Regions from separate parts of the Homo sapiens genome. Here all the other regions are linked to region 1. Evidence: chromatin loops called from intact Hi-C (ENCODE). Cell type or tissue: mammary epithelial cell. All regions are shown on one strand. Links, peaks and the distances in the headings refer to the core of each region. The heading gives the core; the rest is flanking DNA. Region 1 holds the start of SCUBE1-AS1 (SCUBE1 antisense RNA 1). Region 2 overlaps SULT4A1 (sulfotransferase family 4A member 1). Region 3 overlaps LOC105373053 (a long non-coding RNA gene).

The links. Peaks named below come from ENCODE experiments on the same cell type or tissue, not always from the same donor. Only the 100,000 strongest peaks of a DNase experiment are listed, where the experiment ranks them.
Region 2: it touches region 1 in a loop (7-fold over the local background); 6 of 110 quality-filtered maps call a loop at or near these places.
Region 3: a loop joins it to region 1, with 18 times the contacts of the local background. A loop is called at or near these places in 96 of 110 quality-filtered maps.

The regions. Positions count from the first base shown.
Region 1 is chr22:43,268,844-43,279,312 of GRCh38, reverse strand. The region is part of intron 4 of SCUBE1 (signal peptide, CUB domain and EGF like domain containing 1); the gene reads left to right. SCUBE1-AS1 (SCUBE1 antisense RNA 1) reads right to left here and starts at 3,371. Exons shown (of 2, transcript NR_134582.1): 1 at 3,302-3,371. RefSeq lists enhancers at 1,093-1,593, 9,002-9,788, 9,789-10,469. In mammary epithelial cell, for the core only: a CTCF peak has its summit at 5,236 (motif pointing left); a DNase peak (open chromatin) is centred at 3,612.
Region 2 is chr22:43,821,732-43,832,200 of GRCh38, reverse strand. It overlaps SULT4A1 (sulfotransferase family 4A member 1), which reads left to right. Exons shown (of 7, transcript NM_014351.4): 6 at 3,003-3,141; 7 at 6,088-7,692. The coding sequence ends at 6,200. Among named protein-coding and RNA genes, the nearest start is that of EFCAB6-DT, 15 kb to the right of the region's middle. RefSeq lists an enhancer at 3,453-4,215. In mammary epithelial cell, for the core only: a CTCF peak has its summit at 5,614; a DNase peak (open chromatin) is centred at 5,340; H3K27me3 peaks cover 476 bases.
Region 3 is chr22:43,380,235-43,390,703 of GRCh38, reverse strand. It overlaps LOC105373053 (a long non-coding RNA gene), which reads left to right. Exons shown (of 4, transcript XR_938288.3): 3 at 2,485-2,617. Among named protein-coding and RNA genes, the nearest start is that of LINC01639, 15 kb to the left of the region's middle. RefSeq lists enhancers at 1,485-2,063, 2,064-2,642. In mammary epithelial cell, for the core only: CTCF peaks have their summits at 2,190 (motif pointing left) and 4,826 (motif pointing right); no DNase peak of the experiment used is centred there; H3K27me3 peaks cover 479 bases.

The DNA of each region.
Region 1 (10,469 bases), core at 792-8,791:
GAGAGCAAGCCCACCCTGCCTCTGGGGCCTGAGCCCCCTGTTCCAAGTCCACAGCTGTCTCAGGACTGGCTGGGGGCTCCTTGACAAAGGTTACCTGAGAGTTTTAGGGTACAGGTTTCCTGGGGTTGAGCCAGAGCAGAGACCTAGTGTTTCTCCCCAGCAGCGTCTGGGGCAGCCTGTATCTGAAACCCTTGCCCTTAGCCTCTTTCCCACCCCAGACTCTAGTCCTGGGCCCTCCCAAGAGCCTCTTCCAGGCTGGTCCTCGAGCTTCCTCTTGACTCTGTCTTCCACTCTGCCTCTCCCACTCTGGCTTGTCTGTGGCCTGCAGGCTGACTGGACACTGTCCTTCCCCCAAACCTGTCTCAGCCCACAGGTGTCCTCAGGAGGCCCAGCCCCACCCTCCCGCAGCTCAGGTGTCCTCGACAGGCCCAGCTCCACCCTCCTGGAGCTTTGCTGTGGTTTCCATACAGGGTCGCCTGATGCTCACAGCCACCCTGTGACATGCTTTGGATAAGTACTAATGTCCCCATCATGGGAGGGAAAACTGAGCTTCCCTGAGCTGCACTGGGGGGGCAGGACTTCAGGATCAGGGGCTGGATTCTGAGGCCAATGTCAGTTCTTTTTGCCCTGCACCATCCACTTGCAGACTCAAAGAAACAAGCCAATGGACAGAGACCCATGGGCCCTCCTGAGCCACCTCAGCCACATATTGATAGGATCCTATCAGTGTGCCTAGCTGTCAGGTTCCTATTGGCTCCTGGGACGGGATTCCTATAGGATCTGGGCCAGGCCTTGACCTGAGGGGCCCTAGCACGGCTCCTGCAGGGCCAGAGACATCCCCTGCCCTGTTCCAGGGCTTTCCATTATCAACTGTGAGTGCTGGGGCAGCACGGCTAGGAACTTCCTGTTTAAAGAGAGGGTGTGGCCATGCCTCCGAATCCCATCCCAGCCTCAGCACCTGCCTTCTTCAGCCACTCCTTGGAGAAGATCAGCCAGGCAAGGGCGCCAGGCAGGACATGTGGGGTTGCAGGTTCTCCTCGCTCCCTTGCCTGCTGCAGACCAGGTGGACAGGAGAATAAACAGCTCCCTTGCTTACTGGAGAGATTTATGGTGCTACCGGAGGAGGCCTGTCCTGGCCCTGTGCGGTCCGGAATGGCCCTCAAGGTGGGGACAATAAATCCAGCCCATTATTTTTTATGAGCCTCCCACTCCATAAACAACTCTTTCGGCTGGTAAGCCCAGCTTCACGCCCCTCTCCTGGCCTGGCCTTGAGCCGGCGCCAGGGGCACCCCCAGTACTGACTTCACATCAGTGGTATAAATTTCCCCTAAGCTGCAGAACTTTCAAATCTCCCAGAGTTGTGGGTGCAGGGCAGGGAGAGCTGCAACCCAGAGGGCTAGGCCAACAGGTAGCTTGCCCAGCCCTGGCGTCCTTCTCTGCCACAAGTCCTGGGGCAAACATTCATATATTTTATGACAGAATTGTTTACGAGAATTAAAATGAGATCGTATATACAAGACATCGCCTCATGTAGAGCCCGGTCCAGATCACTAGAACTGTGCAAAGCTGTCATACGCATCATAGCTGAGCATAGTGCATAGACTCTGACACGAGTCATCAGATCCTGAGAACAGTCTGTGTCATGTAGCTACCCCATTTTGCAGGTGAGCAAATGGAGGCTGAAAAGCAAAGAGACTTGTCCGTAGTGAAGAAGTAGCAAAGCCAAGATTTGCACCCAGGCCCAACCGCCTCCTAAGATCAAAGACACTTGATGAACCAATGGATGGGGGGCCAGGGGCAGGGGTGCTGTGCAGCCCAGATGCCCTGTGACACAAGGAGCCCCTGTCTCGCCATGCTGCCCTCTGCCTAGGGCTGCGCTGCCGTCTTTTGCCTGAGTTAGTGCGGCAGCTGCCTCACAGGCCTCCCTGCCCCGCAAGCCTTCTGGTAGCAGCCAGAACCACTGCTCTGCCCAACCCTCTGGCTCTGTCATTCCCCACTCAAGACCTTCCCATGGCTCCTGAGAGGAATGTGGTTCTCTGCAGCCTGTCCTTGCTTGGCATGTCATGAACCAGCCATAGTGAACTTCTCATCCCGGCCTCTGCCCACACAGCTCCCTCTGTCTGGAACTCCCGCTCATCCTGACTGACCATCGCTCACTGAGAACCCTCTACACCTTTTCCCCGCACACCTCCTGATCCCCCAGGTGGAACCTACGCATCCCTGCCTCTGTCTCATTCGGCCTCCACCCTCAGCCTCCCTGCCCTGTCTCTCATGTCTCTGCTCCCGGGCCTTTCTCCCCCAAGTGAGGATATGCCCTTGGACACAAGGACCCGCTGGCCCCCCAGTGTCCAGCCTGGGGTCTGTAGGGAGCAGGCAGTCAGGAAAAGCTGAGGCGAGGTCATGGAGTTGACGTGCGTGAGAACCGAAAGCATGCTGCCCTGGAGGGAAGCTGGCCTGCACGCCTGTTCTAGAGTGAAGTAGCAGAGGCCCTGGAAACACCATGTGTCCTGTCAGAGGTCACTTAGCATGTTGGGGGCAGAGCTGGAACTTGTCCCAGGCCCCTAGGCTCCAGACCAGTGCCCACCCCCTACACCGTAGCCCACAGCCTGGCTTCCCACCTGGGGTTTGTGGGCACAGGCCCTACGCATGGAAAGTCATGCAGATCTGGAGTGTGGGTTCGGAAACCACCGGGCAGATGCCTGGTTGGCAGAGTGGGGAAGCAGCCGAGGTCATCCTGGGTCATTAGGGAGTGGTGTGAGCCCTCCCTAGCCTCATTAGGGAAATTGGGTTGTGACTGTGGCCACAAGGCCAATCTCCTGGTGGGACGTCTGCCTGGCCACCCCTGGCCGCAGCATTCCCCAGGTCCTCGTCACCCGCCTGAGGCCAGCCAGGTGGGTTTTTGTCTCCCGGCCTGGTGGCTGCTTGATTATGTCACCAGACTCTTTCAGCATGTACGTCCCATGGGACTTCTTCCCTTCCTCCTCAGCCCCCGATCCTGGCTCCTCCTCTGCCTCAGCCCTCTCCTAGCTCTCCCCTAAGCTTCTTGAGTCTCCTTGCTGACCAGCAGTGGCCACTTCTCCAGCTCTGACCCCAGTACCAACTGTCCCCTAGACGGGGACCCCAGCTACAGAATTCCCACCTGCCCAAAACCAAACGCAGCATCTTCCCATCCTCCCAGACCTGTGCTTCCTAGCGCGTCCCCCATCAGTGGGGCACCAGCGCTGGGGTGCTGCCTTCACCCTTCCCCTGTGTGGCTCCCACATCCTAGTGTGACCGGATCCCACGTCCGAGCTCTACTCACCTCCCAAACCCAGCCAGCTTCCTCACCCCTGTTGCCCTGCCTTCTTCAAAGGTTGTGGTTGCTAATTGGTGTCCCTACCTCCGCCTCATCCCCCTTCCCTCCTGCATCCTGCAGCCGGGGCGCTTTCTCCGCCCCCCTCCGAGTTCCTCCATTGTCAGGCACTGCTGCCTTCCTGCCTCCCAAGGCCTCCCACAGTCCAGTTCCTCTCTCCTGGTTCCTCCCCATCTGCCTGTTGTTCTCCCTGTTACGGCACACGTGCCCTTTACTGATTACAACCTCGGTATGTGTCATCCTCTGCCTTTACTGCCATTTCCCATTCCCCTCCCTTCCTGGAGAACTCTTAGTCATCCATCAAAACCCAGCGCACTTTCACCTCCTCTCTGAAGCTGTCTCTGACTCTTAGGCAGGCGTGCACGTCTTCCTCTTTACTTGCACTCATGTGTTTGAAATGGTTCAGCCCTCTACTGCAGGACCAGTCCATGAGCTCCCAAGAAGGGCAGGGATGTGTTTAAGTCATCCTTGTGTTTCTCACGTCTCACACAGGGCAGGGTGCAGAGGAAAACATGCCGCATGGGAGTGTAGAGGAGATGAGACCATCTCATGAGGGACTCATGCCCGAAGTGTGTGCATCATCCGTTCACAAAGTGCCTTCACACCCCTCGTGCAGAGCAGTGTGCCCAGCCCACCGCCAGGAGAGGGACGCCCAGCGCGTCGTGGTTTGCTGGGTCCTGCACTGCTGTCCCACCTTGCTCCCTTCCACAGCTGGTCAGCTTGCAGGTCTGCCGGCTTCTCTCCACGAGGCCTCTCCAGCCCCAGTTTGTCTGTCAGAAGCGCAGAGACCCCCAGCCTCACTCCCCAGGCCTCTGCATGGGCTTGTTCCTGCTCCAGAACACCTTTCCCTCCCGCTGCCCAGCCTCGCCTCCACATCACAGAGCGCCTGACTCCTGTGCCCCCAGGGCACATCACAGATCGCCCACACGTTTGTCTGTTGAGTGCAGCGACAAGTCACCAGACTAAGTTTGAGTCGGTGGCGGGAATTGGCTTATGTCCCCAAAGTGGCTGTACCTGCCGATGATCCAAACGTACCTACTGTGCCCCGAGCCCATGAGCCCCTTTTGTCCTCGAAGGGCCATGAGAAGTACCCGCTGCCGCCCCTCATGCACAGCTGAGGGAGAGGAAGTGAGCGCCACTGCTTGTGACGCAGCCGGGACTCCAGCCCCAGGCTGTGGCTCTGCAGCCCCTGCTCCTTTCTGCGGCATGTGGGTGGACAGTGGTGGAGAGTCACTGGCTGGGGCTCGGGGACGCTGCTCACAGCCTTACAGATCCTCCTGTTCGTGTGTCCACAGTGCTCTTACCACTGTCTCCTTCCGGGTTCCCAGGGCTGCTGTGGGAACACTTTTGGGATGCTACCACCTTGGCCCCCATGCCTGGGCGCCCTCCATCTCGTCACCTGCTGGAAAGGAAAAACAGACCTTTTCCCTGTTCGTGGCAGGCCATGGCCTGGGCACCTGCCTGAGCTCTCTGGCAGTAGGAGCTAAGGGTGGCACTAGACAGCCTGTCCGTCCGCCATGGCTTCCTTTAGGGTCCCTGTGGAGGGCAGGGCAGGGTTGCCAGATAAAATACAGAGTGCCCATTTAAACTGGGATTTCAGATAAACAAGTAATTTTTTTTATTATAAGTATGACCCATGCAACTTTTGAACATACTTATACTCAGGAAGTATTGATTGTCCACCTGAAATTCAGATTGAATGAGGCGTCCTGTATTTTTATTTGCTAAACCTGGCAACCTGAGGGAGGAAAGAAGGACACCTCCAGCCTCCCGGGCCTTGAGGGAGTAAAGCTCAGGAGGTGAGTGAGTCTCTTGACTCTTGACTTCTCTGGTGCAAGACCTCAGGTCCGTGGGGGCAGAAAAACTTGATTGCGGTGACACCTAGTGACCAGCCTGGGAAATTTCAGGAATCAAGGGAGAGGAACGGGGAAGAAACGAGGCAGGGCAGGGGCTCCAGGTGAGGAGCCAGCAGGCAGGGGAGAGGGAGCGGGCCAGCCTTACAGAGCACCCCCTGCAGCTTGAGGGATCTGAGCTGGAGCCCATCACCTCTGTTACTGCCCTTGAACACTCTTACAAAAGAAAGTTTTAAGCTGCGCGTGGTGGCTCACACCTGTAATCCCAGCACTTTGGGAGGCCGAGGTGGGAGGATCGCTTGAGCCCAGGAGTTCGAAACCAGCCTGGACAACATGGTGAAACCTCATCTCTACAAAAAATACAAAAATTAGTCAGGTGTGGTAGCGCACACCTGTAGTCACAGCTACTCCAGAGGCTGAGGCAGGAGGATTGCTTGAGCCCTGGAGTTCAAGGCTGCAGTGAGCTGTGATTTGATTACACCACTGCACTCCAGCCTGGGCGGCAGAGTGAGACTCTGTCTCAAAAAAAAAAAAAAAAAAAAAAAAGAGGGTTTTAGTCTCCCCACTTTATAAATTAGGCAACAACAAGTTCTAAAACCACATGCCTTAGAAAGGGCTGGGATGGGGACGCAAATCAGCGCTGTCGAATCAACCTGCCCCACCTCGGTGTTGCCCAACCCATAGAGCTTTCTGTGGCTCTGCAAATGTTTCTTGGTCCTCCCAACTGTCAGAGACAGAACCACCTCCCATTTCACAGAGGCAGCTTTCTAGGGGTTCCCGGTGCCAGGACTGGTCAAGGCCCTGGGGTGGGGAGAGGGTGCTGAAGGGAGGCTGGCATCCATCCTGCTTTCGGAGAAGCTTGCCAGGAGCCAATCACAGTCCCAGCTCTGTCTGTCTCCATCTGTGTACACAGTGCGTGCCTGCCAGTGAACCGCATGGCAGTGACTGGGTCTCAAACTGAGAATGAGCGTGTGGGGTTGGACACCCTTCCTCCTCGGTCTCAGCCCAGGGCCTGCACACAGCTGGTGCTTAGCAAAGGTTTGTCAATTGAGGGAGTGAAGGAATGCGTGAGCTGAAAGGTCAAGGGCAGCAGTCCTTGTGTGCCACCTCTTGATGTGAAAGAAAGAGCGCTGAGCTTGACCGAAAGTGGGAGGCTGCATGTGAACTCTGCACTGACAGCTGCGTGACCAGGGCAAGTCACAGCCGCGTGACCCAGGACAGTCACTGTCTCGTGGGCTTCAGCCTCCTCAGTGGAAATGGAGAGGCTTCACCTAGATGCTCTCCAAGGCGCCTTCCAGTTCTAGCTTTCCAGAAAACCAATCCATTCTGGTTTTTGCTTGCGTGTAAACACAAAGCAGGACAATTTCTCTCGGAGCTGTGGCCCATGTCCGTGCCCGGTGAGCTCATCAACCAACCACCTTGCAGGTGTTTATTGGGCACCCATTCGGGCTTCACTGTGGTCCGGCCCCTAGGAGAGCAGATCAGGAGGAGGCGCAGACAAGGAGCGGGCTGGTTGGTAGAAAGGCCTGCGCCTGCCTGGAATCCTGGGGCTGGAAACCAAGGAGGCACTCCCTAAATATTTGTGGAATGAAGGGGCACGTAAGCACACAAGCAGTTGAACGTGGAAGGCGTTGGGAGCCAGATAATACAAGATGTGGACTCTTGTGGCTGGAACAGCTGGGTGGTGAGTGCTGAGCCAAGGCCTGTGCACACCCAGGACGACTAGTCCTCTGGGGCCTGGCAGGAGCCTTTGAACCCTGAAAGAGGGCCCAGAGTCGGTGTCAGAGCAGAAGGGACGGTGCTGCGAGCGTGTGGAGTGGGTGGGAAGGGGACCAGGCAGAGTGGGCCAGCTTCTTTGCTGGGTCACACACCCAGCTGGGACCCAGGACCCCAAGAGGCTCTGGGGGATAAACTCTTTCCCCTACATCCAATATGGCATATTGGTCAAAGCAGAGGGGGCAGTGAGAAGGACGACGAGAGGAGCAGAGTTCCCTTGAGGGACCGTCCAGGCTGCCAAGTGGGTACCAGGGCTGATGAGGTGTGAGGTGAGCACTTAATGGAGGGGCTAGAACCCCTTTGGGCCTGCCAATGGAGTGGCCACCAGGGCATCAGCTCCCTACTCCCTCACACAAGGTAGAAGACCTGGGGCGGCAAGTCTCTTGATCTGTCTAAGCCTCAGCATCCTCACCTGTCCGGTGAGTGCTGGTTGTACCTGGCACTTGGTCATTGAGATGTTCAATTAGGAATGTTTGCAAAGAGCCCACTGTGGGGCCTGACACAGGGGCGCTCTGGGTAAGTAGAAGCCCGCAGTCTTTGGTCACTTGCATTTCCCAGAGGGGACTACCCCCTAGGGATGCTGCCTGGGGGTGGCTGGGCTCGGGGCCAGCTGGGGGTCTAGTCCGGGACCGCCAGCTGTTGGTTCCCGGCAGGCCTAGATTTGCCCCAGAGAATGTAATCTGGGGGATACAGGGTGGAAGGCAGAGCCGTGTGTTTCTACTGAAGCCGAGGCCGCACCGCGAGAGGCTCTCAGTGTGCCACTCCAGGGGCAGATGCTGTCAGCATGGAATTAGGGGATCCAGGGGGAGCCAGAACGGCAGCCAGGTCTGGGCCTGCAGACAAGCATACCACCGTTGTCTGAGAGTTGGCCCCTGTTCCGACACAGTCCAAATCCAGAGTAGCTGATCCCAGGCCGCTCACCAGTGAGCTTGTGTTTATCAGACGGTTTCTGTGCATTCACTGGGTTTCTGTGCATTCACTGAGTGTTAGGCATTGTACAGGGGACGAGGGCAAAGAGGTTACTCAGGTGTGGGCCCTTTTGAGAATGCCCCATCTGGAGGGAGGGAGACAATGTGTAACAGGTACAATTAGTGTGGTGAGTGCTATGAGCAAGGAGGGAGCAGGGGAGCCCCAGGCATGGCCCCAGTCCAACCTAGGCACTTGTGGAGAGGGTGGAAACAAGGAGGGCTTCCTGGAAGAGGTGACACAGAAACAGCATCTCAAGTAACTAGCCAGAAGTTGCCATTCAGAGGAGGGCGAGAGCGTGTCCCAGGCAGAGGAAAGCACCTTCTCAAAGGCTTAGGGTGGGAAGGGAGCGGGGGTTGTGCAGGGCGGCCGGGAGGCTGCCCCTCACCCAGGGCTCGAAGAAGGACAAGTCAGCTGGAGAGGCAGGTGGCAGGGGTCAGGGAGGACCTTCAGTCCCATGCTGAGAACTTTCAGCCTAACCCTTTGGGCACTGGGTGCAGGGGCACTGAAGAGTTTTTTTGCTTGTTTTGCTTGTTTTGTTTACAGTAGGAAGACACAGTCAGATTTATGCACTAGAAAGTTCCCTCTGCAGCTGGAGAAGGGCAGGTCTTCAAGTCAGACAGACCCAGGTTTCAGTTTCGCCTCTACCTGCCTCCCATGTCCTACTCAGTGACCACAGGCAAATCGCTCCACTTCTCTGAAGAGCTTCTGCTACATGGGGATAAAGCTACTTGCCCTGCAGGGCGATGTTGTAAAGGCTTCTCTGTCTCTGCCAGGCCTTGGCTTTGCAGGGTATGTTCCCGGCCCACAGGGGGCTCTCCATGGATCTGAGGAGACTGGCAGGGCAGGATCGGAATCGGCACCCTGGAGAAGCTGTCGTTGGAGACGGCCTTGGCGAGACAGTGTGTTGCAGCTCCAGCTCTGTCCGCTGGGTTCAGCCCCCTCACCTTACCTCAGTCACTAACCTCTGTGCGCTCAGCGTTCTCAGCTGTTAAGTGGACGTAACACAGGTTGAGCATCCTTTATCCAAAATGCTTGGGACCAGAAGTGTTTCCAGTGTTGGATGTTTTCACATTTGGGAACATTTGCAGATACATAATGAAGTAGCTTGTGGATGGACCCAAGTCTAAAGATGGAACGCATTTGTTTTATATACTCCTTGTACACATACCTGAAGGCAATTTTACATGGCATTTCAATAATTTTGTGCATAAAACAAAGTTTGTGTGAAGTACTTATGTGTAGAATTCTCCACTTGTGGCATCATGTCAATGCCCAAAAAGCTTTGGGTTTTGGAGCATTTCAGATTCTGGATTTTCGGATGAGGAATGCTCAGCCTGTGCCGTAGCATACCCCGTCCTGAGCTTGTCAGGGAATCCGTGAGGTAAGGAGTCTCTGGTGTGTGGTAGGCCTGGCGCACAGGCAGCCCTGATGAACGTGGGAGGCTGCACTGTTGTCATCATCATCTCTCCCACCAGCCCCGACCCTACAGCTGTTCTGCGCCTTCCCCCTGGGCACCACCTTCCCCGGGTTTCCTTCACCCCCCTTCAACGTTGGTGGGAGCTCGTGTTTGTTTTTCCCTGCATGGCTTGGACAGCTTGCGGAGTCGGGGTTGGGGAAGGCAGCCGCCTCCTCCCCCTGCCACCCCCAAGGCTCCAGGCTCTTTCTTGGCTCCATAACTTTCTATTGATGAGGCGAAGGGAGGAAAATCCCTTCCTCCCAAGTTGAGGGGGAAGGGCGCAGCAAGGTGTTTGTTCTTTTCTCCCTGCTCTGCCGTTCCCAGCTTGCCATCCCTTCCCATGTATTTAAGGGACATGGATGCAGAAAATGATGTTATTGATGAAGTCGCCATAGCAACGACCCTCAGGAGGCACACATTCCAGCTTTGTTATCCGACCGTGGCGGCAAGAAAGGCCCCACTCCTAAGTACAAACACGCTGGGCCGCACTGCCCTGCTTGAGATGCATCCGTGAACTTTGCATTGCAGAGGATGTGATGTACGCACTGGCTCGGGGCCAGGCAGACCATGCCATCGTTTCTCTCTGCGCACACTCTAGTGGAGTACCCAAGAATGATCGAAGGCCTTGGGGGAAGATAGGCCCCGGTGGGGAAGGGCTGCCAGGGCCTGTCAGAGTCCAGAGGAGATGGCGACCTGGGGGAGGGCCCATCGGGAGGAAGCACCGGCCACTTGGAGAAGAAGACACAGCCCGGGGCACGTCTTCCCCGACGCTGTCCCAACCTCCGTCTGCTTGCCTGGAAGGTGGGCACGGTGATGCCCGCTCATCAGGCTTGTTGTGAGGGTCCAAGTGAATGAAAGTATAGCCGGGGCCCAAGTTCATACATCACTTCTTCCAGAAAACTCAGAAGCAGCTCTTAAATGTGTCCAATCCAGCCCTCCTCCCAATCCCCATAACCACTGCCGTTCTACCAGGCTTTGTCCCTTTCAGAGTGATAGCAACAGCCTCTCCACTGTCCTGGCCTGCAGTCCTGGCCCTCCAGGGCATATTCCACACAGCCTCCAG
Region 2 (10,469 bases), core at 1,562-9,561, 550 kb before region 1:
GCTCACGCCCAGAGGACGGTGTGGTAGAGATGAAGGTGTAGCCCAAGCAGGTTGGAACCCTGGTCCTGCCGCTGACCTCTGTGAAGCCGTCGGCCGTGGTTTCCTGTGGTGCTGGGGAACAACGTGGGCTCTGGATGCTGGCTGCTCAGGCCAAAGTCCTGACCACCCCAAGCCTCTGTAAAGTGGGGAGGTGACAGCACCCCCGTCACTGTGTGGCTGGGAGGACTGTGTGAGCATCACCTACGTGCAGGCCTGGCACGGGCCCGCCTGGTGTGTACCTTTTTGTGGTGGTGTCATGCACAGTGAGGTGTACTTGGCACACACGTGGGGCTTGACAGCCTTTTACCTGTCACATCTGGGCAGCCACCTTCCAGATCCAGAACATTCCAGCTTCTTGCAGTTGATACCCCTGCTTCCCAGAGGCCACCGCGGTTTCATCTCCCTCACCGGAGCTTGGCGTTGCCTCTTTGGAACCTGTCAGGTGTGGAACTCGCATGGGTTTTGCTGTCTGGCTTCTGCGCAGATGGCGAGGCTCCTCCACCTGCGTGGCGCGGAGCTCTGTTCTTTCCTGTGCTGTGGTCGGTGCTCCGTTGCAGCACGAATGTGCCACCGCTTCATCCATCCAGTGTTGCCGGGCGTGGAGGCCATTTTCACTTTGGGGTGGTCATGAATAAAGCCTCCGTGGACGTTCTGGAGTCTTGGTGGACGTCAGCACTTGTGCTTATCGGGCCCATACCCAGGAGTGGAATTTCTGGGGTCCTGGGTGTGCATTTGTCAGCTGGTCACTATTTTGCCACCAATGACATAGCATTGAACATGCACTGCCCAGGGCCACTGAGGCCCCAACATGAGAAGGTGAATAGGGAAAGCGCCCAGCTGGCCAGCTGCCCACACATCTCGGGGGCAGCTGCCGGGTCAGCAGTTTCTTCCTGGAGCTTCAGTTTCCTCAGCAATGATGGACTGAAGTTTTAAGGTCCAAACACACACTTTACTCCAAGCCCTTAAAGGGAAGTTCATCCTTCTCTGCCTTCCAGGCTCCCCAGTGAAAGTGGTCAGACCTGTTGCTTTCAGTCCGTCAGGGTCAAGGCCACCAGCCCTGCCTGGAACTTTAAGAGCTGCCGGGGTCAGTGCTGGGACTTCATTTTCTATCAAAGCCGGTCTGTGACTCAATGGCATCCCTGGGACAGTCAGCGTTTCGCCTTCTAATTGGCATGGGTTTATTCTTTTTTTAGGAACCTCAGTAATGGCTTGTTTTAATGGAGGTCAAGTCACATTTTTAGGAATTAATATTGTTTACATCTTACTCCAGAAAACTAGCCCCGAGTGAGCATGGTTGTCTCCAGGACTGTGGTGTGGGTCCATGTGTTCTCACCCTGGGGTTGAGAGGGAATGCTTCCTGCCAGAGCGCTCACTGCCTGCGCTCCACTGCACCGCAATTACAGTGGCCCTTTCCCACGAGCCGGGCACTGTGCCAGGCACCCCGGGTATATTCCCACTTCATCCTCAGTCATCTTGCAGGGTGTTCTCACCAGTCACGGGGTGCCCTGACTGCAACCGTGTGGCCAGCTAGTACCTGCCCATGTGGAGGCACGACCCCAACACGCTGGCTCCGTGCCGTGGTGTGCGGCCTCTTGCTGCGGCCCTGTCGCTAGTTCCAGATGGGGAATGTGTGGCTCAGAGAGGTGAAGTGGGCCGTTCCTGCCAGCTGACCTGGGCGTTCTGCCTGATCCCTGCTGGGTTTCATAACCAGCAAGTGTCCTGTGACATGTTGCTGGATGTAGCCTGGCAGAAACGCCCCTTCCTCTGAGATGGACGTCACGCCGCAGTGAGCTGCCCCACGAGGATTCTGCTGAACGCTCCAGCAGGCTGACTTTAAGCCAGCTGTGTCCTTCTTGCGGCATCTCTTCTGAGAGCCAGGTTTCTTCACTCTTTCTCCATTGCTACCCTTTTTCTTTGAAATGGAGTTCTTGGTGGCAGGGCAAGGGAAAGGGAGCTCTGTATTCCTTGGCTCATTCTCTAATAACTGTTCCTCTGACTCTTGAGTCAAGCCCTGCGCCCGGGATGCACCACACCCCTGCCTGTGGAAGGCAGTGCGAGGCCAGAATCAGACCTGCAACCGCTGCTGCAGGAGTCAGCGCACTGTGGGGACCCAGGGAGGAGCTGGCGCCCACACCAGCTGACTCCCACACCAGCGGTCAGAGAACATTGTCTTTTAAGGTTTCCGAAGTGCTGCAATAAAGAAATTAAATCATCTTTTCACTGTAGGACTTTTTAGAGGCTTTAATGCGGGAATTTGCTTTACAAACCTTCCAGAGAGGAAACAGCCTCCAGCATCTTCCTAATGGGACCAAGGCACCTCTAGGTGACAGCTCAGGGCTGTGATTGAGAAGACGAGGAGCCTCATCTCTTGGGGAGAAAGTGGCAGGGGTGGGGGGCTGGGGAATGGCCCCCTCAAGACGGTTAGCCACATCAGTGACATTCCGCTGTCAGGCGTGGTAAAATAATGGGGCAGGGTATGGCAGGCATGACGGAATCTTGCCTGTGATGAAGCGGGCTCCCTGCCCAGTGCAGGGCCATCTGGAGACCAGAGGGGCCTCCCTGCGCTCCCAAGGGCCAGCCCAGACGCCAGCTGACAGGCAGCAGGAAGGGAAAGAGGAGCCCATTAGGTCTTGCTCCTCACAAGAACCATGTTCTGAAATATGTTTTTTACTTCTTGCTCCTGTTAAAACTTAACCACACCTCTATTAAGACCTCATGTCTGCAACCCAATTCCCTGGAGGACCAGGGTTTGAATTCAAGATCTCCACGTGAGAGCTGAGCACACTTGGGCGATTTCTTAACCTCTTAGTGTTATTTCTGGACAAGGCTGATGTCAGCCTTGTGAGCATTAAGTAAGGAAGGCCGTGTGTAAAAAGTCCTCAGCGTGTGCCCAGCCTGGGGTCGTGTCCAGTAAAAGGCCCCGCCTCTGATGGGCTGCTCTGCTCTCTGCACTTGTCTTCCAGGACCTGGTGACGATGGTGGAGCAGCTGGCCAGATTCCTGGGGGTGTCCTGTGACAAGGCCCAGCTGGAAGCCCTGACGGAGCACTGCCACCAGCTGGTGGACCAGTGCTGCAACGCTGAGGCCCTGCCCGTGGGCCGGGGTACGTGCCCCACCCTGCCTCCCGCCCAGGCACTCCCCACCCCAGCCAGGCTGCTTTCTCTGCCTGCTTAGGGAGCCGAGTCCGGTCCCTGTTGCCCTCCCTGCTCTCCTTTTACAGCAGTCTGTAGCTGGCCCATGGCCTGTGCTCTGTTAGCTGGTGCCCATGGATGGCACAGTGCTCATGGAGTGACGGAGTACCCTGCCCGCTGGTGTTTGCATTGCCTCCAAGCAAACAGTGTTTTGACTTGAAAAAGTGCATTTCAGGCTTTGTGGGCGGGATGTTTCTCAGCAGGGAGTCTACTCAGATGGCCTGAAATCAAACGCCCCACAGAGCAGATCCAGGGACTGGGTTTGGTGCTATGACATGTCAAAGCGCAAAGCATGCTGATGGGTTTCTCAGTCTCTAACTGACTTGTGGGAGAGTTAAATGAAGTGGGCGGGAAGTTAGGAGACACCGTTTTTCTTCCTTCACTGAGTGGACGCTGACTGAGCATCTTCTGGGTGCAGGCAGCACAGGTGAGGCCTAGCCCCACTTCGGGGTGGTGAACTTAAGCAGACAGTACCAAGCTAAGCCGCTGCACAGAGGGAGGCCAGTTCCTGCTCTTGGCGGCAAGTGACAGTGGGCATGAGGCAGCTGGAGATGGGGACAGTGTTCCTGACAGGAATCCTCCCCAGATCCACCTGGGTTGCTCCCCCTGTCCTTAAGGGTGTGTGGCATTTGGCTTTGATGATGGAGAGCCCAGGCTCTAAAACCCCTGAATCCCAGGGTGCTGGCCTTGGCCATAGGAGGCCCCCTGTTGGTAAGTATGAACCTGATGGACACTTGGTGTGTTGGGCACTTCCTGGGTTGAGAATGTTTGCAGGGAGGGCCCAGAAACGTGGATGGCTCTGTTCAGCAGCAGCCCCACAAGATGGAGTGGGAGATGCCTGGGGCGGATGAGAGACGCGCTGGGCTCCAGCTCAGCTCTGCTGCCCTCTGGGAACGCAACATAGGTCAGGCCTTCAGCTTCTGCGGCTTTTTGTTCTTCTCTGAAAAGGGGCTGATCACGGCTAAGGGCGGTTTGAAGGTCAAGTGCAAAGTGCCGTCTCTTATAAAGGCAGAGCAGTGGACTCCTCAGGAGGAAGTGAACTGAACCACAGTCCCTCTCGACTTCTTTCCTGGCTGCATTTTCATAAATATTTGTTATTTAACATTTATTTGCTCTTTTTTAGTTTTGCTTTTGCTGTGTTTTGTTATCCTTGGATGTGACCTTCTCCAAAATACCCCTTTTGGTTCACGTGTGTGTGTGTGTGTGTGTGTGTGTGGTGAAGCAGCGTCGAGAACATACTGTGTGCCCATATGCTCCTTCCCTTGGGTTTGCTTTATCATGGTTTACCTTGGTTTTGCTTTATTTCAGTTCTTTGATTTGTTTTCTTTTAGCACATTGCGTCTTTGCTCGGAAGATCTTCTTGAGTTGGTGAGAATGCAGGGCCGAGTAGCCAGCTGCATTGCTTAGATTTGATTCATGTCACAGCATAAATTGTCTTGATTCCAAATCCTAAACCAGGTGGGTGACTCCTCTGACGAGCTCTCAGCTGTCTCAGCTGAGAAAAATAATCATGGAAAAATAGTTTGGTTGCTCTAGCAGCTTCTAATTTTGCCCCTTAGGTATCATTAAAGGGTTACAAGAATAATTTTTCTTGTTTTTCTCTCCAACACTGATAATTTTTTGTTACCAAAGAGAAAGTCCGTGTTACGTTGGGTATTTTAGCTCAGCATTTGCAGGGTTGCAGTTTGAAAAACCTGAGGTCCTGCCTGGACAAGGACCGCTGTTAATAACGGAGCTAGTGAAGGACATTTGCTGGAGACAGAGCTCTGATCTCAGAGAGCTGACAATGGAAAGAATTCTAAACGAGCAGTTCTTCAAAAGCAGGGAGGCAGTACTCGGGTGATGTGCTCACAGCTCCCATAACTGGGAAGTTTGGAATCCCCGCCCCAGACATCTTCACGGTCACCGTTGCTATTGGACTAGACCAACCTAAGATTTTATATTAACAAAGACAATGGGAGCAACAACTTCTCTTGTCATGTTGAGCTGTCTTTCGTTTTTCCAAAGCCTTCATAAACCAGCGTAGACCGGTGCCTGCAGTTTATCCCACAGCTCAGCCCTCCCTTGTGGCTGCCAGGAAGAGGTCTGGGTTTCTGACTAAGCCTGGGCTAGAGCAGCTGGGGGCTGTGCCCAGACTCATTTTATTGTTGACTCAGGGAATTCTCACTGCAGTGCATGTTTTGCATCTAGTCTGTAAAGCTAGCTAATGCTGCGACTATTTGATTCACTTTAAATTCCTCCCCAGGGTTTGCCAGGGCAGGCTTCTTGAAATCTGCATCTTTGGCCCAGTCAGGAGGGCTTCCTACTTAGTGTAAAATTTTCTGCACTTTGAATGATTTTTTTTTCCTTTTCAAATTCTCCCGAAGCCAATGACGCCTTGGTGGCACTGTTGAGCTGTGAGTGGATAATGGCGTGGGAAGGGCCAGGGCTGCCTGTGATGCCCAGAGCAGTGCACTCCCGCGGCAGATCATACTCGCTCCTGGGATGTTTATTAAACACCTGCCACGTGCCAGGTGCCGTTCTAGGTGCTGGGGACCCAGCACTGAACAGGAGTAGAGTCTCCCTGGTGGGCCCCAGCGGGGGGTGTGGAATGGCACCAGGAGGTGGTTGTGGCTCACTGTGCCACAGCCTCAGAGGGAAGCTGGTTCAGGTCATGTTCTGCCGCATCCAGTAGTTTCACAAATGTTAGGGGACCACCTGGTCTGTAGCTCAGACGGCCCTTCCTGCCCCCATAGGCCAAGTTCAAAGGGATCCAGGAATAGATCTGGAATGTTCCAGATCCATTTCCAAGGCTTCCTTTAGTTCAGTAGCTGGCCGGACAGCAAGTGGCCCCAGCAGTTCTCTTGTTTGCGTTTCAGGAAGAGTTGGGCTGTGGAAGGACATCTTCACCGTCTCCATGAATGAGAAGTTTGACTTGGTGTATAAACAGAAGATGGGAAAGTGTGACCTCACGTTTGACTTTTATTTATAATAACAGAAACAACAACCTGCATGCTCACAATACCCAGACAGTCTACTAGCCAAAAGTCCTGTATGCATTCATTTATTCCTTGCTGGACAAACTCTGGAAGCAGCGTGTGAAACAGCGGGGGAAGGGAAGAGCGGCGTGAGCGGAGGGAGTGTGATGATTCCCAACCGAAAGCAGCTGTCTCGCCTTTAGAACGTGCAGCCTCTCCATGTCTGATTACAAACAGTCTCCACATTGCAGTTCCAATGGCCTGGACCGTAAGGATAAAGCCTGTAATATATGCAACTAGAATGTCTGCCTTTTCAACCCCGTATTATTGTATTTTATAGAGCTTTTCACTGGAAATCTACATAAATGTCAGTAAACCAAATAAAAGTTCATTTCCAAGGGGAATCAGGAGCGAGCCACACCCGAATGGTAGAAAGATCTCAGGGTTAACTCTTTATTTTTGTAGTTTTATTATCTAAGGCACAGCCATTCTGTTCTCACTTGGTTCTGAGATAGTGGTGAGAACAGAGGATGAGTTGGGTCTGTTGGGGGGAATCTGGACACTTGTTTATTCTGACGGAGTTCACTTCTTCAGAACCTTCCTGAAATGAGCAGAAATTGTTCACTAGGTCTTCAGAATGGACGTCCTTCTGCCAGAGACTTCCAGCGGGCGGCTCCAAAGGCCCAATGCAGAGGAGCCCGCGGAGCATGTGCTGAGGGAAGTCTGCCTGGTGAGGCTGGCAGGTGGGAGTCTAATGCAGTCAGGAGCATTTGCATGCAGTGGGTGGAGAGTCGGCCACCAAAGGACCGAGTTGCGCTCGGAATTTGAGCTGAATTCCACAGCCTTACTTTGTTTCCTGAAGTGATAGCCTACTAATGCTGGCAAGCAGATGCTTAATAGTAAATTTCTAAAATCCCCGGGTCTTTATCATTCAGTTTGTTCTGTGCACCTGAGGCGCTCAGCCGTGGGAGGACCATTTTGCGAGTGTAGCCCTGTTTCACTCGGATCAGGTTGGCACGGCCGCCTGCGTGTCTGTCCACCTCATCCCTCCGTGTATCTGAGGGAGTAAAGGTGAGGTCTTTATTGCTTCACTGCCTAATTTTCTCACCCACATTCGCTGAAGCGATGGAGAGTCGGGGGCCAGTAGCCAGCCAACCCCGTGGGGACCGGGGTTGTCTGTCATTTATGTGGCTGGAAAGCACCCAAAGTGGTGGTCAGGAGGGTCGCTGCTGTGGAAGGGGTCTCCGTTCTTGGTGCTGTATTTGAAACGGGTGTAGAGAGAAGCTTGTGTTTTTGTTTGTAATGGGGAGAAGCGTGGCCAGGCAGGTGGCACGTGGCATCGCATGGTGGGCTCGGCAGCACCTTGCCTGTGTTTCTGTGAGGGAGGCTGCTTTCTGTGAAATTTCATTTATATTTTTCTATTTTTAGTACTGTATGGATGTTACTGAGCACTACACATGATCCTTCTGTGCTTGCTTGCATCTTTAATAAAGACATGTTCCCGGCGTTGCGTCGAGCGTTTCTGCTTGTGGGGGTAGAGGGGTCCCTGCAGCGGTGCTGTCGGTGCTTGGGACAATATGACTGTGGGCCCCGTTGACACCCCATTCCCTGGGGTTGACAGCAGAGGGAAACAGGCCCGTGTTGGGCTTTGATGAAGCAGAATTCAGACTTTCCAGGGGTTCACTTCTCCCCATTATTTCACTCAAATTCAGACTTTCCAGGGGGTCAGTTCCCCCACTATTTCCTCATTCACCTCTGATCACTTCTATAAATGGGGTGGAGGAGAAAGGGTAAAAGCATGGGAGATGCGGGTGCACCTGTGGGTCCAGGTGTCGGGACCTCCCAGTCTCTGCCTGGGAGCCCTGTGTTCAGCGTTGCGCACTGTGGTGCCCGAGGCCGGCCCCTCCAACTGTGCTTCCCCACTGGGAATTCCAAAGCCTGTCTTCCTGATTTCCTGTGGAAGGAGAGTCCAGGGCATTGCTTTCCTTGAGAAAGCTCGAGCCTTCTGGAAAATCATGTTTATTTTCAAATGAACTACCTCTAGGTCTCAGGTGAAATTCTAGAAATTATTTTGGCACCTGGAATTAACACAGACCCTGGGTTAATCAAGTATCCAGTCTGCTGTGCCCTAGAGGGCTTGCCTTCTAGTAATTTATTAACCACATCAGTCAAGCAGCCAGGATGCAGTCAGTGTGCCTGGAGCCCAGGCAGCGCCTGTTTACCCATGTCCACTCTTCCCTGCGTGGTGGGTGACTCACCTCACTTCATGGAGTCGGTCATTCGACTGCACCTGCTCCATGCCAGGCACTGTTCCCGGCACTGTGGATGCGGCAGGGGACAGAGAAAGCCCTGCCTCTGTGGAGTTTGCATTCCAGTGGGGTAGACAGGCGACAGAACCCAAGATCAGTTCAGGCCCAAGCGTGCTCTAAGGGGATAGGGAACATGCCCGTGGAAGAATGGGGGGGCCTCTGAGGAGATGGTGCTGAGCAGTGGGGGGCCTGGCTGCAGCTGGGTGGGCAATGCGCTGGCAGGCACTCGGTTTTGGAGGGGTGGCTGCGAGCCAGCTGGAGGGCCTCACAGGTCATGAGATTTCAGCTTTTGTACTAAGATAGGGAGCCATGGGAGGGCTTATTCAGAAGAACGCCACCTGCTTTGCATTTTTAGAAGCTCTCCTGGCTGCTTTGTGGGTAGACTGCAGGGGCAAGAGCGAGTGGACCTTTGTCCCAGCTGTGAGTCACTCCATCTGCAAAGTGAGGTGGGCACTGTCTGAGAGCATCTCCAAGGTTTCTTAGGGGTCTGCAGTTGCAGGCCTTCGTGTGCTGGCTTCTGAGCATGGTTCTGGCTGTGCTCACCTGGAGCTAAGGCAGGGAAAACAAGCCAAGGCAAAAGGTGCTGTGAGGACTGTGAGGGAGCCAGGGTCAGGAGGAGGGAGCCATCAGGTTGGCAGTTGCATGGGAGTGCGGGTGGGATTTGAGCTGTGTCCTGAGGTTGAGGGTCACCTGGACAGGCAGGGAATGGGAGAGAGTCCTGGGCAGCCCTCAGCCTAGTCCTTTGTTATTTTACACAACAATCCACAGAACATTCCTGAATGTCAGAGCCCTCTAAGCGTAAGCCAGTGGTTGCCTGGTATTTTGATTTCACAGACCAATTGAGATTCCAAAAAGTATTTTGGGGACCAACCAACATAGCACTGACACACACACACACACACACACACACACACACACACTTCTTGCCATAGCACTGACACACACACACACACACACACACACTTCTTGCCATAGCACTGACACACACACACACACACACACACCAACCAACATAGCATTGCCACACACACACACACACACACACACTTCTTGCCAAGCAAGACCCTGAACTGATCTCAAATGATAGCCTTCAGCTGCTGCCCCTGCCCGGGCTGGGCGCGCCTTGCTGTCCTCCTGGCTCTGACACCAAGTCATTTGGAGTTCACTTGTTTTCCCTCGACCCCCCGCTCTTCATCTGAAAAGGGATCAGCACAGATTCCATGGTTCTCTGACCTGAAGCAGGTAAGTCAATTCCTCTGGTCCAGTGTCAGGATTTACACAGTGGTGATCGTCATTGTCCTGCTCACGTCAGAGGATGGTTCTAAGAACAGTGACGCTCCTTTGAGCATAAATAAAACGAGGCTGTGCTGGCCCCATCCTCCTGCCGGCCAGCCAGGCTCCCAGAGTGGCCAAGCTGCAGTTGCCAGCGGGTGGTGCACCGGGGGAGGTGCGTGAGCACTGCTAGGTGGGCATCCACAATGTCCCCAGTACTGCGGAGAGACCCCCTCAGGTACAGGCGCCACCACGTGCAGGCCCTGTCCTGGGAGATCTCAGTGGAGATCGGTTTTTACCCACCTCTCTAGGCCATGGGGCAGTGGTGTTTGTGGTGGAAGGAGGGAGCCTCAGGTGTCCAGCAGCTCTGCCTGGCCAGCTCCGTTCTCCCGTAGAGTTTGGCTCCATTCCTGCCCATTGACATCCTCTTCCACTCTTTATTGTACAACGTGCATTTTAAGACAGGGAGGGCCCCTGGGTCAGGTGACCCAGCATGACCCAGCTGAGGAACAGCCTCTGTGACATCCCTGACAAGGGACATCTTGTCCCCGGTAAGCTCACCAGCTCCTGGGACAGCCCCTCCACTCTGAGCCACCCTCTGCAGCCGCCACCCCAGCCAGGGCCCTCAGAATCATCACTTCCCTCAACTGAGCCGCCCAGCCCTGCCTCCTCTGCTGGACAAGTGCATCCCCCACACTCCCC
Region 3 (10,469 bases), core at 1,681-9,680, 110 kb before region 1:
ACTCAGGAAGATGAGACAGGAGAATCGCTTGAACCCAGGAGGCAGAAGTTGCAGTAAGCCAAGATCACACCACTGCACTCCAGCCTGGGTGACAGAGCAAGACTCTGTCTCAAAAAAAAAAAAAAAAAAAAAAAGACCCTAGAGCAAAGGACCTGAAGACACGGTGCAGCCTCCTGCCCCACAGAGACCAGGAGATCATAAATGTGTTTTGCTGTAAGCCTCCAAGTATTGTGCTAATTTATTTTGCACCAATGGACAATGAATCCACCAGGCAAACAAATAGCAATGACAGGAAGAAGAATTAGTAGTGGTAGTATAGAGATATGTTTGTGTATTGAACACCTACTATGTGCCGGGCACTGTGTTAAGTACTGCACAGGCTTTGTCTTGTTCCTTCCTCACATGAACCATATCCATGCTATGGTCACCTTTTACAGAGGAAGAAACTGAGGCTCAGAAAGGTCAAAATGACTGAGAGGCTCCAGAGCAAGGCCCAGAGCCTGGCTCTGAGCTAAGAGCTGGTGGGAGAGGCGGGAGGTGGCCCAGGAGCACCCACCCCAGTTTCTGTTTTCCAGATCCACTTTCCTCCATATCATTCTCCTCTTTGGGTGCAGACACCCTTCATCTTGTCACACAGTGATCACATGGACACAAATGCACCTGCAATATCTTTAGGCAGACAAACTTCCCAGAAAATAACAACAATTTTACCTGCACTTTTAAGAAGCATTTAATTCCTTCAATTGTCTGGTGGTCCATTTGCAGGGGAAACTGAACTACCTGATCATTTCTCACTTCACCTGCCATACGGGAAAGAGATTCAATTAGAAAAATCTATTGCTAATTTGAAAGCTCTGATTCTATAATTTCCTACAGGGAAGACATGTAAATTGCGTGTTATTTAACACCCTTTCATGGCAGGTGAGTTCCGCGGGGGGCCATTATAATCCACTCTCCCCTCTTCTTACAGATTCCTGACAAGGGGGAAGAGGGAGGAGGGAGAAGGAGGAGGAGGGAGAACAGGAGAGCATTTTGAAGGCTGACTCCAAGTGGCTTTAGGAACCCATAAGTTTGAAGGGCTTAAATTAAGCAGGGTCAGCTGATTGGTGCCTGCCGGCTCCCTGGGAACACAGGCCAGATTCCCTCCTCCAACCCTACAACTCCTCCTGCCTTCCCCTAACCATCTGGAAAATCACCATGGCAGGCGGAGGGGTCAGGATGCCCTGATCCACACTCTAGCCTCTGTCACCAGCTGTGTGGCACGTAGCTGTCCCTTAATCTCTCTGGCCCTGGTCTCCATCTGTGCAATGGGGAAAACTAACACCCCCAGCCTGAGCTGCTGGGAGGACCAAAGTCCATTTCAAGTGTAAAACACAAAAGGGGACTTTGCAAACTACAAAGCACTGTCCCCTGGTGAAGGGCGCTAGCACTGGGACCCGGACCCTAAAGAACCCACTCAGTGTCTCCCACCCTAAAAACTCCCTAGAAGGTTTTTCTCTAGAAGGACCCGAATCTTTCTGGCTAAGGGGTTTTCAAGATGAAACTATTTCTTCCCACACAATTATAGCAAACAGGCTCTTTGCAGCACCCCTACACACACACAGACACACACACACACCCCTGGGTAGATTCTCTGGAAGAATGTTTCAGAAGCCAAGGGGCCTCTGGGGGCCTCTGGGGTGGGGAGGTGGGGAGGGAGGGAGCAAAGAGACCTAGTTTTTACCGAATGCTTTTTGTACGGCTTAGATTTCTTTCCACCTTCCTTCCTATCAGGTGCACCCAATTACCCCTCAAAAGCATTCTTTTATACTTTTATACATTTATTCAGTTTTAACAAATGAAACATGTGACCCATGGCTCCTCCCTCCTTCCCCCACCCTGGATCCCTGGCTTCCTGGCCTCCCCTGCCTCATGCCAACATTCTGGCTCCCACGTTCCAGCACCTGCCCCAGCCAGACCCGGGGCCGGGCTCCAACCAGGGGCTGTCACTTCCACCTGGGCCCCCCTTGAAGCTGTCGACCTGGAGCTGGCTCTAGAGGGAAGAACAAAAGTGCGCTGCTCCTTTCAGGGAGCTGTGAGCAGACACACCCCCAAACACGAATGCACTGGGATGGGGCGACCTTGACAACACCCAGAGCCCTCCCGCCTAGCCGCCCTCCTTGCAGGCCCCACTGGCCGGCGGGCGCCACCTGCTGGACGCAAGCGAGAAGTGCACGCTGGTGCCCACTCATCTCCTTGGTCCTTCCAGACTGAGACGGGCACAGCGGTCTGCAGCCCTGGGCAATGTGTCCCGGGCTCCCGCCGGGGGCGCGACATCCTCCTCCCCACAAGTTTCTCCCAACAGCTGTTTCAGGTGTTTTTCCCAGACATGACGTTTTTACATGTTGGAGGTGTGTCAGACTAAAAATCTCCATTCACTCCCCAAATGTGCAGCGGGGCAGCCCAGTGACATGGTGACCAACAAGATGTTCATGGTCCCTGCAGGCTCTGAGGACCGGCGGCTGAGATTAAACAACTTATTACACAAAGAACCATTTAATTGCAAGCACAATCACGCTTAGTGGAGAAGGAGAGAACGGAGCACGGTTTAAGATGATCTCCTCACCAGTTCTGCAAGGTAGGATTCATTGCTATATTACAGAGGAGGCTCAGAGAGGTGCAGTGACTCCCCTAATATCACACAGCAAGAGAAGGTGGGGCTCAGATAGGGACCCGGGTCGTCCAGGCCCCAGGAGGCTGGGAAGGTGCAGGGTCCCCAATAGACCCACTGCCAGTTTGCAGAAATAGCCTCCAACCCCCTCCCTCACAAGGGTCCAGGGAGCAGCTCTTTCCCCAAAGGCTGGTTTCAGCAGGTTGCAACCACTGCTAGGGGTTATAGGGGTTACACCAGGCCCCCTGCAAGAGCTGCAGACTCTCTTGTCTAAAACGACAAGCAGACAGAACGGAGTCCTCAGACACTGTCCCCGAGAGACCACCTTCCTCTGCCTCTGCTCACCTCCCTTTTCAGCAAACTAGCCCACCATCCTTCATAACAGAAGAGGGGCCTGCAGTAAAACATAGCATGCCTGGGCCCCCTACAAATTGCCATCTCCTCCCTGGCCTCAGTTTCCCTGCCTGTCTATATAATGAGAGGTCAGACCGGCTGGTCTAAAGGTCAAGGTTGATCGAAGCACTCTAACTCTCCCCACCCACCTCCCTTCATCAGCCAGTGCAGAGACACACACGCCCCTCCATGGTGCTGGATGTCCTCAGTTTTCCCAAAATGACCTGGCTTTGAAAGACCAAGGCCAAAATGGTTTGGCGGTGACTGTGGAGGCCAGCAGGACTCCCTGGCCACACGGTGACTCAAAGAGGCAGCCGGCAGGACAGCCCTGTCTCCCCTTGGGACAGTGATGCAATCCATGGGCAGCTGGGAGGGCTCCGCGGGCCAGACTGCTGGGCAGGCCCCCTCGCTTTCTGAGTTTCGGGCCCTCACTGTAACCTGCAGACCCTCCTTGAGCTGGAATCCAAAGCCCTCCTATGTGTGAGTCCTGCACTTCTCTAAAAGTGGTGGAAAAGACAGGCCAGGTTCGAGTCCAGCTCCCAACCCACCACTGCTGTTTTCAAAGCCTTGTGCCCTTGGGCAGGTCACCTCACTCACCCACTGCTGTCCTGTCTCATTCCCATGTGGATGTCGGTGACACCTGCCTCCCAGGTGGTGGCAGGTAAGACGAGATGATCCCGTCAGCAGAGGGCAGAGTGCCTCGGGGGAATTGGTGCTCACAGAGTTAGCCCTGATGGAGATGGCTGCCCAGGCTGGACCTTGTCAGCCTCCCCAGATGATGGATGAATAATGGATGGGCAGGCCGGGCGCAGTGGCTCACTCCTGTAATCCCAGCACTTTGGGAGGCTGAGGCGGGTGGATCACCTGAGGTCAGGAGTTCGAGACCAGCCTGACCAACATGCTGAAACCCTGTATCTACTAAATACAAAAAATTAGCTGGGTGTGGTGGTGTGTGACTGTAATCCCAGCTACTTGGGAGGCTGAGGCAGGAGAATCGCTTGAACCTGGGAGGCGGAGGTTACAGTGAGCTGAGATAGCACCATTGAACTCCAGCCTGGGCAACAAAAGCGAAACTCTGAAAAGAAAGAAAGAAGGAAAGAAAGAAAGAGAGAGAGAGGAAAGAAAGAAAGAGAGAGAGAGGAAAGAAAGAAAGAGAGAGAAAAGAAAGGAAGAAAGAAAGAAAGAAGAAAGAAAGAGGGAGGGAGGGAGGAAGGAAGGAAAAGGAAGAAAGAAGAAAGAAAGAAAACAAAGAAAGAAAGGAAAGAGAGAGAGAAAAGAAAGAGAAAGAAAGAAAGAAAGAAAAGAAGAAGAAAGAAAGAGGGAGGGAGGGAGGGAGGGAGGGAGGAAGGAAGGAAGGAAGGAAAAGAAAGAAGAAAGAAAAGGAAGGAAAAGAAAGAAAGAAGAAAGAAAGAAAAGAAAGAAAGAGAGAGAAAGAAAGAAAGAGTAAGAAAGAGAAAGAAAGACTGGATGGGCAAATTTGGACCGTGCACACACCAACCACCTTGCACAATGCTTGGTACTCTCACATCCGTGACTTCACTTAGCCCCCATAAAACCCCTGCTTCCATCATTTTCCAGCTGGGGAAACTGAGGCCCAGAAAAGAGACATTCCCAGTGTCACGCAGTGCTGGGTTCCAGCTGGGCAGTGCTGGAATCAAACCCCGGTCAACAGGGAGAGTCAGCTGCAGTTTGTCAGTGGAACAGCCTGAGCCGTGCGGCCGCGTTTCGCCAGAAAATCACTCCCTGCTCATCATAACCGGCACCTCTCCATGTCGGCCACACGAGGGCAGCAGCGCCCCGGCCATCGCCGGGCTTCGCACTGAGGCTTCTTCCATCCCTGCTGAGAACGACTGGGCGGTTGCAGCCAGCAAGGCTCAGAGGAGGAAGGGGCCACGTCGGGGACCTCTAGGGTCTGCGAGGGGCCCAGGCTGTGTCCTGCCCCCTCCGCTGCCTTGGTGCATGAAAGACTCCACTTCTTCTGTGAAATGGAGGCTTGTGTCCCCACCCAGGCAGCCCAGGCTCCGGATAACATCAAGTGCCTCTGCCAGGCTGGGGTGCGGCGAATAATCAAAAGAAGCACGGAACCACTGACCAGGTCCAAGTCTCCATTTCACAGAAGTGGAGGCTTCATGGTATCACTGCCTCCGTGCAGAAGAAAAGGAGACTCCAGAGGCTGACGCAATTTGCCTGAGGTAGACGCAGAGTCAGACTCAGAGGCCGTATTGGTTCGTCCCACCGTCTTCCAGAGAGAATGGGCTGCCTCCTGGAGCCCTGACCCACCCACGACAGCCCCCAGGATGTCCTACAGCCAGTTGCAAACTCAGTTTGTCCAAAGCCATTGCCCTTCCCTCTCTGTCTTCTGTCAGTGGGAGGCACCACTGCACAGAGACCCCCAGCCTGAAACCTGGCATCTCCCAAAACTTCTCTGAGCTCCTTAACCCCACATCTCCCATCCAACTCATCACCAAACTCTGTGGATTCTCCCCAGGCCCGTTTTTTAAGATGACAAAAATTGCCTTGAACTACATCTGGGCTGTGATTTCGGATTGGGACACACACTCTTCAGTTTGCTACAGGCTTCACCGCTCCCTGCTGCATCCCCAGCTCTGGGGGCCCAGGTCAGCTGCTGTCGAGCACTGGGCTTCACTGATGTGCTTTTTACAGCGAGGGAGTATTTCCTTGCCCCATCAAGTGTGCAGGAAAGAAAGCTGGGCAGAGAAGTCTGCCTATTTGAAGAAAAAAAATCAGAAACAATTTTCTTCAGGTGACAGAAGGCAATTTTTAAGAAGCATGCAACCAAAATGCATTATATGTAAACTGTGTAATATCTAATATTTTTTACGCTCAGCCCACGTTATACATTTTTGCCACCTGTCTGGCCACTGTAGGCTTTGGAGGTTGCAACCCCCAGGTGATAATAATCACAGAAGAGACTTACAGTGAGATAGCGAGATGGGGGTGGGTGTGGGCAGAGGGAGAGGAAGAGTCAAGCCATTTAGATAACTTGGGTTTCCTCTCCAGGCCCCAAAAAGCAGGAAGGGGGCGCGTAGAGTACTACCTCCTATCCTATTTTGTCCAAAGCCAGATTCATAATCATTGCCACTTCCATGCACACCCTTCTCAGTTTCCCACCCGATTCCCATAGACGGGGCCCCTCCACTATCTCCTGCCCACAGTATAAGTCGTAAAGTCTCCCAAACCTCAACCAGGTGAACAATAGTGCCTGATGTCACCCAGGTCCTATTGCAATGATTATGTGTTTTTTCTTTAAGCTGTTAATGGAATGAATTATATTAATTAATTTCCTAATAATAGGAATTGCATTCATAAGATAAACATAACTTCATCATAATATGCTGGGGTTTTTTGTTTTTGTTTTTTTTTTCTTTGAGATGGAGTCTCACTCTGTAGCCCAGGCTGGAGTGCAGTGGCACGATCTCGGCTCACTGCAACCTCTGCCTCCAGGGTCCAAGAGATTCTCCTGCCTCAGTCTCCCAAGTAGCTGGGACTACAGGCGCCTGCCACCACACCTGGCTAATTTTTTGTATTTTTAGTAGAGACGGGTTTTACCATGTTGCCCAGGTGGTCTCAATCTCCTGAGCTCGGGCAATTCACCTGCCTCGGCCTCCCAAAGTGCTGGGATTATAGGCGTGAGCCACTGCACCCGGCCTGTACTGTATTTTTTATTATTATTGCTGAATTCACTGTGCTAATAATTTTCAAGAATTCTTGGAATCTATGCTCATGGGTAAAATTGACTTGAAAGTTTTCTTTATTGTACTGTCATCATCTGATTAGCCAGCTTATGCTAACCGAATAAGGTAAACTGGTAAGTGTTGACTGTGTTTCTCCACTGTGGAGTAGAAATTTGGGTAAGCTTGAACTGATTTGTTCTTTGACTGTTTAGCCAAATTAGGATTTGGTTCATCCCACCATCTTCCAGAGAGAGCTGGGCTATTAATTTGGTGAATTCCAAATTCACATATCTGGAATTGTCATCTGGGACAGACGTTTTCTTTATAGGAAGATTTTAAACTACTAAATTAATGTATTAAGTGATTATAGGACCTTTCAGGTTTTCTGTTTTTTCTTGAGTCAACTTCAGTAAATTGTATTTTTCTAGGAATTTGGCAATTTTGTTTAAGACTTCTTATGTATTGGCATACAGTCACTTATAACAGTCTTGTGATATTTAATATTATTCATTTACTCTATGAAAAATCTAGAATTATGTCCCTTCTTTCATCCCTAGTATTGTTTATCTGTGCTCTCTCTTATGTCTTAAACTTGTAAGAGATTTTTATAATTTTTTAGTCCTTTCAAAAAATAATATTTTGTCTTTGATTCTCTTCCCTACTTAGGTTTGTTTTCCGGTTTTTTTGTTTGTTTGTTTGTTTTTTGTTTTTTTGTGTGATGGCATCTCACTCTGTTGCCCAAGCTGGAGTACAGTGGTGTGATCTCAGCTCACTGCAGCCTCCCAACTCCTGGGTTCAAGTGATTCTCCTGCCTCAGCCTCCCGAGTAGCTGGGACTACAGGTGCCCACCACCACGCCTGGCTTATTTTTGTATTTTTTAGCAGAGACAGGGTTTTGCCATGTTGGCCAAGCTGGTCTTGAACTCCTGGTCTCAAGTGATCCACCTGCCTCGGCCTCTCAAAGTGCGGGATTACAGGTGTAAGCCACCATTCCCAACCATTTAGGTTTGTTTTCTACGTCATTAATTTCTGTGCTTTTTTTTTAGATGGAGTCTCGCTCTGTCACCCAGGCTGGAGTGCAGTGGCATGATCTCGGCTCACTGCAAGCTCCACCTCCCAGGTTTATGCCATTCTCCCGCCTCAGCCTCCTGAGTAGCTGGGACTACAGGTGCACACCACCATGCCTGGCTAATTTTTTTGTATTTTTAGTAGAGACGGGGTTTCACCTGTGTTAACCAGGATGGTCTCAATCTCCTGACCTCATGATCTGCCCACCTTGGCCTCCCAAACTGCTGGGATTATAGACATGAGCCACCACGCCTGGCCCTAATTTCTGTTCTTAACATTTGATTCCTTTTAATATCTTGGGGTTTATTCTGCTGTTCTTATTTTAACTTTTAAGTCAGATGCTTAGTTCGTTCATTTGAAGCATTTCTTTTTTCTTCTTCTTTTGTTTTATTTTTGAGACAGAGTCTTTCTCTTTTGCCCATGCTGGAGTGCAGTGGCACCATCTCAGCTCACTGTAACTTTCACCTCCTGGGCTCAAGCAATCCTCCTGCCTCAGCCTCCAAAGTAACTGGGACTACAGGTGTGCACCACCATGCCCAGCTAATTCTTGTATTTTTTGTAGAGACATGGTTTTGCCAGGTTGCCCAGGCTGGTCTCGAACTCCTGGGCTCAAGCAATCCACCCACCTCGGCCTCTCAAAGTTCTGAGATTACAGACGTGAGCCACCACACCTGGGCCATGAAGCATTTCTTATTTGCCAATACAAGCATTTAAGATTATAAACACTCCTCTAAATACTGCTTTGGTTGGATCTCACAAGTCGTGATGCAAAACATTTTTGTGAATGCTCAATTCTAAGTATTTTCTAATTTTAGTTGTGATTTCGTTTTTGGACCGCGAGTTGTTTGGATGTACTGTTTTTCCTAAAGTACAGGCATTTGCTTGTTGTCTTTTTGGTTATTAACATCTAACTTGTTTAGATTGTGATCAGAGAATATAGTCTGTGTACACATTGTGGTGGAAGCTATGACTACAGCACAGCTTCCTCTTCCGGAACGAAGGACTTAGTCCCCCAGCTGCTGCGAGAGCTGCTGGAGGATGGCCCCCAGCTGTCTGCTCTCTTAGGAAGTTATGTGGGCTGAGGAAATTGACTTGCCCAGTCAAGACCATGCCTCCTTCAATGAGCAGCCTGCATGCAATGGCTGCTCAGGGTGAGAATGTAAAGGCCTGGTTCCTTACCAACTCACACCCTTCTGAAGGACTACCCAGCTCCAGCACTCTCTGCGGAGCTGGCAGAGGCTTCCGTGGGTATTGCATTGCTGCTCCACCTCTCCATCTGTGCAGACCTGTCTCATCCCATGCATTCCACAAGTGCTGATCCAAGGAATGTTCCCAAATAAAATTCCTGCACCCCAATCCCCATCTCAGAGCCTGACTCCCAGGAGATCCGACCTACCAGCCTGATCTTGGACGTGCATTGAGGTTAGCTTTATAGTCTATGATACTTTCCAAATGTCCCATGCATGCTTGAAAAGAATGTGTTCTCCCCCATTTCGGGGTTTCATATGCTACATGTTGATTATATGAAACTTGTCATTGTGTTCCTCAAATCTTTGATTTCTTCACCAAAATGGCCTAAAAATATCCCATCCTAAAGGTGGAGATATCTATTCTTGTCCCTTCCATTTTTGCTTTATATTTTTTGCAGCTATGATGATATTATATATAAATTGAGAACTGGTACAGCTTCCTGGTGAATTGAGCCTTCCACCATTATCTAGTGACTCTGGATCACTAGATAATGGAGTGCAATGGCACGATCTCAGCTCACTGCAACCTCCACCCCCTGGGTTCAAGCGATTCTCTTGCCTAAGCCTCCCGAGTAGCTGGGATTACAGGTGTGCACCACCACACCTGGCTAATTTTTTGTCTCTTTAGTAAAGACGGGGTTTCTCCATGTTTTTTAGGCTGGTCTCGAACTCCCAACCTCAGGTGATCCACCTGCCTCAATCTCCCAAAGTGCTGGGATTACAGACGTGAGCCACTGTGCCCGGCCACATATTTTTTCTATACTTGGACTTTCAACAGTTCTTGGTTCCTATGTTTGAGGTATGGGATTATGCTCTCTTGTAAACAGAACATAATCTCTGTTTTTAAAATTCATTCAGACAGTCATCTTTCAACTAAAGTGTTTAGTCCTTTAATATGAATTACTGACAACATAAATGTAGATTAATTTCCATGGTCTCATAATGTATTTTCTATTCATTCTATATTTCCTACCCTCAGCCCCCTTTCTAATCTTCCTTTGTATCATTTGAGATTTTTATCTTCTTTTTCTTATCCTATTTTTTCTTTCTAATTATTTAGAAGTTATCAGCTCTATGACTAGTTTTTAGTGCTTACTCTAGCTATCTTAACACTGAGCACTTAACAAAGTCTAAACTTAATATATTTGCCTTCTCCCCAAATAATGGAAAGACATTCACAACTTGAATTTTGAGCATCCGTCCCATATTATATGGTATTGTCCAGTATTTTAATACTAGCCCATTTTTCCTACCATAAGTTAGGCATTATTATCGTGGAGTCCTATACTCCGTTGTTGTTTAGTTTTCCATCAAATGTTTCCAACATATGTGCCCATTGTTCCTTCTTGTATGCCTTGCCTTTTCTCTGGAATAATTTTGATTCTGTCTGAACTACATTACATTTAAATGTGTC